Linked DNA regions of Homo sapiens: region 2 is linked to region 1. The links are chromatin contacts, found by Hi-C or POLR2A ChIA-PET in ENCODE. All regions are on one chromosome and are shown on one strand. Each heading gives the region's core, a stretch centred on a gene start or an enhancer-like site at or near the end of the contact. The rest is flanking DNA. Distances are from core to core; before and after follow the strand shown.

Region 1 (3,277 bases), core at 683-3,182:
TGGTCTTTACACATAGTCCCATATTTCTTGGAGGCTTTGTTCATTTCTTTTTACTTTTTTCTCTAAACTTCTCTTCTCGCTTCATTTCATTCATTTGATCTTCAATCACTGATACCCTTTCTTCCAGTTGATCGAATTGGCTACTGAAGCTTGTGCAAGTGTCACATAGTTCTCATGCCATGGTTATCAGCACTGTCAGGTCATTTAAGGTCTTCTCTATGCTGTTTACTCTAGTTAGCCATTCATCTCTTCTCTCAACTCATCAAACTCATTCTCTGTCCAGCTTTGTTCCATTGCTGGAGAGGAGCTGCATTCCTTTGGAGGAGAAGAGGCGCTCTGATTTAAGAAAACCTAGGCAATACCATTCCGGACATAGGCATGGGCAAGGATTTCATGACTAAAACACCAAAAGCAATGGCAACAAAAGCCAAATTGACAAATGGAATCCAATTAAACTAAAGAGCTTCTGCACAGCAAAAGAAACTACCATCAGAGTGAACAGGCAACCTACAGAATGGGAGAAAATTTTTACAATCTACCCATCGGACAAAGGGCTAATATCCAGAATCTACAAAGAACTTAAGTTTACAAGAAAAAATCAAACAAACCCATCAAAAAGTGGGCAAAGTATATGAACAGACACTTCTCAAAAGAAGACATTTAGGCAGCCAATAGACACATGAAAAAATGCTCATGATCACTGGCCATCAGAGAAATGCAAATCAAAAACCACAATGAGATACCATCTCACACCAGTTAGAATGGTGATCATTAAAAAGTCAGGAAACTACAGGTGCTGGAGAAGATGTGGAGAAATAGGAACGCTTTTACACTGCTCTTGGGACTGTAAACTAGTTCAATCACTGTGGAAGACAGCGTGGCGATTCCTCAAGGATCTGTAACTAGAAATATCATTTGACCCAGCCATACCATTACTTGGTCTATACCCAGAGGATTATAAATTATGCTACTATAAAGACACATGCACACGTATGTTTATTGCAGCACTATTCACAATAGCAAAGACTTGGAACCAACCCAAATGTCCAACAATGATAGACTGGATTAAGAAAATGTGGCACATATACACCATGGAATGCTATGCAGCCATAAAAAAGGATAAGTTCATGTCCTTTGTAGGAACATGGATGAAGCTGGAAACCATCATTCTCAGCAAACTATCGCAAGGACAGAAAACCAAACACCGCGTGTTCTCACTCATAGGTGGGAATTGAACAATGAGAACACTTGGACACAGGGTGGGGAACATCACACACTGGGGCCTGTCGTGGGGTGGGGGGAAAAGGGAGGGATAGCATTAGGAGATATAGCTAATGTAAATGACGAGTTAATGGGTGCAGCATACCAACATGGCACATGTATACATATGTAACAAACCTGCACCTTGTGCACATGTACCCTAGAACTTAAAGTATAATAATAAAAATAAAATTAAATTAAAAAAATAAATAAAAAACTGTTGAATTATTTGATCCACTCAATACCTAACAGGCGAGTTGATGTATCTACTGATTTTAATCCTCACAATTATACTGAACTGAATGATTGTTTTGGTGTCATGCACACAACACGCTTAAGTTTTCCATTGGCCATGCCTATGATTTTGTGTCCTTTAAGGTATGACTATAGTGATCCCATATAGTCAAATATCTGGGAAGTTCTTGCAAAACATGGAGAGTATCTATTACTGTCAACATGATGTGATCTCATTATTTACAAGTAAAAGTTCAGCACCAAATTATAGAACAGATTTCAGAATAGAATCAAACTATAGAACAGATTTTAAACTCATTTTCAAATAAGTTTTATGCTATGAGGAAGTTATTTCAAAATATTCCATCACAGAAAGTGTGACTCATTGAGAATCCAAATTATTCATTGTGTATTATGACTAACATTCTTAATGTGAACATTCCTTAATGAGTAAACCTGCAGTGTACAAAAATAGTAAAATATTATTCAAATATCACCACATAGTAACCTCCTTTTCATCCTGTTGGGGCTCGCACACATGGAACAAAGAACAAAATTTTAAAAATAAGCACAGGGCCATCTAAGCAGTAGAATTTTTAACCATGAAAGGTTTTAGTATTTATTAGGTGGACTGATTTTTTTTTAATTGGCTGTACCGGGTGCAGTAATCACACCACTTTGGGAGGCCAAGGCAGATGGATTGCTTGAGCTCAGGAGTTCAAGACCAGCCTGACCAACATGGCAAAACCCTGTCTCTATCAAAAATACAAAAATTAGCTGGGCATGGTGGCACACACCTGTAGTCCCAGCTACTCTGGGGGTGAGATGGGAGGATCGCTTGAGCCTGGGAGCCAGAGGTTGCAGTAAGCCAAAACGGCGACACTGCACTCCAGCCTGGGCCATAGAGTGAGACTCCATCTCAACAAAAAACAACAACAACAACAACAAACAAAACAAAAGGCTAATGCAGATATATCTTACTAAATAATATCCCTCTTCAAGTGTGTTTCAAGAGGAACACACTTGTTTGTCCTACTTTACTTTCCCAAGCCTAAATTAAAGATTAAAAATAATTTCCTTTGAGTTTTTTCAAAATAGGCTAAAGGAATGGCTAATAACCATAAAGTATGATTGAATAATGCTCCAAAATTAACAGTTGGCCTTTCATTTGATATTAACTATCTCTAGACATTAATCCTATAAAGTTTTTAAAAAGAAAAGTTACTTTTCTCTTCACTTGACATTTAAGAGTCTTGAATACAAAACCCTGAAACATGATATAAAGATGTTCTAGATAGCATACACTTACGAAGTGCATTTTCAATGAGTAGTCCATATTCCTGGGTTCACTCTCAGAGCACTGCTTCTTTCTTTCACTTACTTTTATTCTAAAATTAGATATGGGAGGAAGGAATCATAGTCTTTCTGTTATGCTTCTGATTCATTTATTTCACAAATACATTTGGGTACCTACTATATGCCAGACATTAGTGTAGGTGCTAATATACAGCAGTAAACAAAACAGTCAAAAACCTCCCCTCAGAAGCTTCTACTTTTCTTACCCCAATATTTACAGTACTCTATTATGAAAAAGTAAAGAAACAAAAAATATGTGGAAAAAAGAGAATGCTTACACAATGCTGGTGAAAATGTAAGTTAGTTCAACCCCTGTAGAAAACAGTATGGAGATTTCTCAAAGTACTAAAACAGAACTACCTTTTGATCCAGCAATCCCATGACTGGGTATCTACCCAAAGGAAAAGAAATAATTTCACCAAAAATC
Region 2 (3,252 bases), core at 252-2,751, 53 kb after region 1:
CTGTAAGAGATTACATTTGTTATTTATCTACTTTTGTTTTCTAATCCTCCTTATTTTAGTACTCCTTTTGATGGGATATTTATTCAAAGGATATTGATGGATATGAATATATTTTTATTCCCTCAGTCTGTGGATATGGCTGTAAGAGATGTAGCTTGACTGGGAAGAGGGTACGTGGATGGTTGAGGATTAGAAAGGTGCCAAATTATTCAGATTTTTAATTTTTTTGATTAATAAAAATAACATTTACATCTCAAAGTTATAAAAGGAACTTGCTGTTACAGGTATTCCATGGTTTATTTTGGTAATGGATTTGATAAACCATTTGATTTCCAAGAAGCTGAACACTTGTGTTCCATTTAGCAATTTGGAATAAGGTTCCCAAATGGCACTATGATATTCTGGGATTCTGGGGAGGTCACAATTTTGCTTTTTTTTTTGAGATGGAGTCTCACTCTGTCGCCCAGGCTGGAGTGCAGTGGCGCAATCTCGGCCCACTGCAACCTCTGCCTCCCGGGTTCAAGCAATTCTCCTGCCTCAGCTTCCTGAGTAGCTGGTACTACAGATGCCTGCCACTACGCCCAGCTAATTTTTTGTATTTTTAGTAGAGACAGGGTTTCATCATGTTGGCCAGGCTTGTCTCGAATTCCTGACGTTCAAGTGATCCACCCACCTCAGCCTCCCAAAGTCCTGGGATTATAGGCATGAGCCACCGTGCTTGGCCTATTTTATAATTTATTAGAGAGAATAAACCCACTATAAAGGATGAAACTCTTTGGATGATCGTTCTCTGTCTGATCGTATATGGGATAAAGTCCATCCAAAATCACTTGGGCACTGAGAAACCTCTGCTATCTTATCTGGATCCACTTTTGTACTTTGTATTTTACCTCTAGTTCACTTTCTCCGTTCCCACTCCCACTCCAAAGGATCACCAATCCCCTGGGCTCATTAAATTTCTGGCTTGGATTATGTGGAGTGATTAATGGCAGTGGGCCTGGTACATGTGGAGGTCAGCGTGCTGAGCATCCTGCATGTCAGCGACAAAAACACCCGCGTGCATCCACCAACTCACTCTTCGCCTCCACAGCCACAATTTATTCATCCCAGAGTACACTCAACCATCTGCTATTTATTTTGTTTTCTTTAAGCATTATTTCCTTCAATTTGCTAAGCCAGGGCACAGGTGAAAAGTGGTAAGAAGCAAAGGGGAGCTGTTGTTGATGGACACAGGAGGGGTGAGTTGAGCTCCCCATGAGGAAGAGCATTCGGCTCCACAGAAAGGGCCTAACCGTATTGCTGAATACTTAAATCCCTGCCTAATAGGAGCATTTGGGCCAGGCCCAATCATAACTAGCTAAGGCTAGACTCCTGGGGTGAGGAGTGTAAAGCTGGTGAGTTTTAAGCATCCTTAATAGTAGCCCTGTAATAAACTGATGCTCTGAATCTTTGCTAGAGTCTGCACAAGACTGGGCTATAAATTTTACATTTGGCAAAGTGACTCATAAAGAAACACCCACCTGATTTCAGACACGCATTTTTGGCAGTCAGGGCACTTGCTAAATTAGCTATGGTTCTGTTTTTAGCTGCTTTCTTTCTCTGCTGAAAATACGATGATTCTATCTGGACAGTACAGTTTCACAACTCAGTCCTCTAGCGCTGCTTACTAGTCCATCTTTTGGACTGGGAAATACCGGAGTTTGCTTCCTTTTTAAGTGCCGAAAACACTGGAACACATTTTATTATTATCAGTTTTAATCTATAAGGTTCTGGCCCTGTGAGTTGTTTTCTTCACGAGAGTAGCTATAATAAATGGATTATCAAAATGCATTTGAGCTAACAATCTCTGTTATTACAGAGTGATAAAAACATAAAACCACTTTTTCATCAGGAAGAGGTGAAGTGTCTCTTGTCTGGGGAGGTCCAGTGTTGATTTGAGGAACTTGGGTCAAGCTGGTATTTGACCTTTGGCAGGAGGCTGCCCTGGGTCTTATATTCTCAACAAACTGGGCCCAAGACAATAGTGTGCTTTATAGCCCAGAGCCCGATCACTGTGTTTCTCCAAGGAAGACCTCAAGCTGAAAAGCCAACATGCCTGACAACCACCATCAAGGTACCAAGGGCATAAGCACTAGACACTGGAAAACAAATGGAAAAGCACACACAGCTACATCTGGAATCCTAATGGGCCGCCAATGGTTCCCAGCTAAAGGAAGAATTACCCATGTTATTTTATCATCCCTTGCGCTAACTTTGCTGTTTATGTACAGCAATAAATGATTTTTTAAAAACATATTTGGGTCATTATGTCATATACCACCAGCAAGTAAGGTTGTTTTATTGTGCTTGGAGTCAAAATACACTGCTATACCCAGATGTACGGGAAGTTTAAAAATCTCTTGTCCTTCTGTATTCATTTCTCTTGGACAAATGAGTTAAGTTTTTAAAAGGAAAATTGAGAATTTTTATGGCTTTTACTCCCACCTTGCCAGTAAAATTTGCACCAGTATTTTTCTACCCAGCAAAGGTGCCTGGCCAATGATAACACTAAATACAAATGCAGAAAGCCAAACATCTTCCAACCAACAGGAAATGCCAGAGATTTTTTTTTCCTTTTTTGGAACACTTTTAGCAAGTTGGATTCTTCTGCCAAGGCTGTGCTATAATCAAAAAGTAGCTGCAGATCAAGAATATGAAGTGAAACCTGGAGGTTCAAGCCAATTCTTCCCATACAATGATATGTGAATTTCTACCTTTATTTCTGCTTGCTGCAAGCAGTTTTAAATTTCACCTGCTCTATTAAGCCTTTTAACACACACAGTAAAACTTAGCGCAACATGTTACATTTTCTGAGTTAAAAAAAAAATTCCTGGCTGGGTGCGGTGTTTCACACCTAAAATCCTAGCACTTTGGGAGGCCGAGACAGGGTAGCTTGAGTCAGGGAGTTTGAGACCAGCCTGGTCAACATAGGGAGGACCCGTCTCTATTAAAATTTAAAGATAAATAAATAAAAATTCCAAAATGCCTAACCCTTTATCATAATGTGTTATTTTGCACACTCCACAATCAATAGATATGGTTTATTTTTCTACCCATTCCCCACACTTCCAAAATTTTGAAGTTCAATTCACCCAAATCTGCTAAATCTTCTTCCATTCCATTATGATATGAATAAGGGGAAGTGGTTTCTCAACATGAATAAAGTGAAAGACTACATACATCAGGGGAGAAGAAAGCCTGAGAAAAGCAGAT

What was found. Hi-C counts contacts between places; a loop is a spot of excess contacts on that map. ChIA-PET counts read pairs that join two places held with the same protein, here RNA polymerase II (POLR2A). Pooled maps may share reads with other maps.
Region 2: a map of PC-3 shows a loop between it and region 1 (3-fold over the local background). The contact joins two enhancer-like sites. A Hi-C loop is called at or near these places in 4 of 168 maps with a recorded cell type or tissue (PC-3, aorta, ascending aorta and 1 more) and 4 of 50 pooled maps. POLR2A ChIA-PET finds 5 or more read pairs at or near these places in 3 of 52 experiments (IMR-90, MCF 10A and activated T-cell).

Annotation. Positions count from the first base shown.
Region 1 is chr14:36,980,399-36,983,675 of GRCh38, forward strand. The region is part of intron 1 of SLC25A21 (solute carrier family 25 member 21); the gene reads right to left. Among named protein-coding and RNA genes, the nearest start is that of MIR4503, 30 kb to the left of the region's middle. Within about 2 kb of position 1,933, at least 4 of the 41 ENCODE cell types and tissues checked have a DNase peak (open chromatin) inside an H3K27ac peak, as active enhancers do.
Region 2 is chr14:37,033,595-37,036,846 of GRCh38, forward strand. All of the region lies in intron 1 of SLC25A21 (solute carrier family 25 member 21), which reads right to left. Among named protein-coding and RNA genes, the nearest start is that of MIR4503, 83 kb to the left of the region's middle. Within about 2 kb of position 1,502, at least 2 of the 41 ENCODE cell types and tissues checked have a DNase peak (open chromatin) inside an H3K27ac peak, as active enhancers do.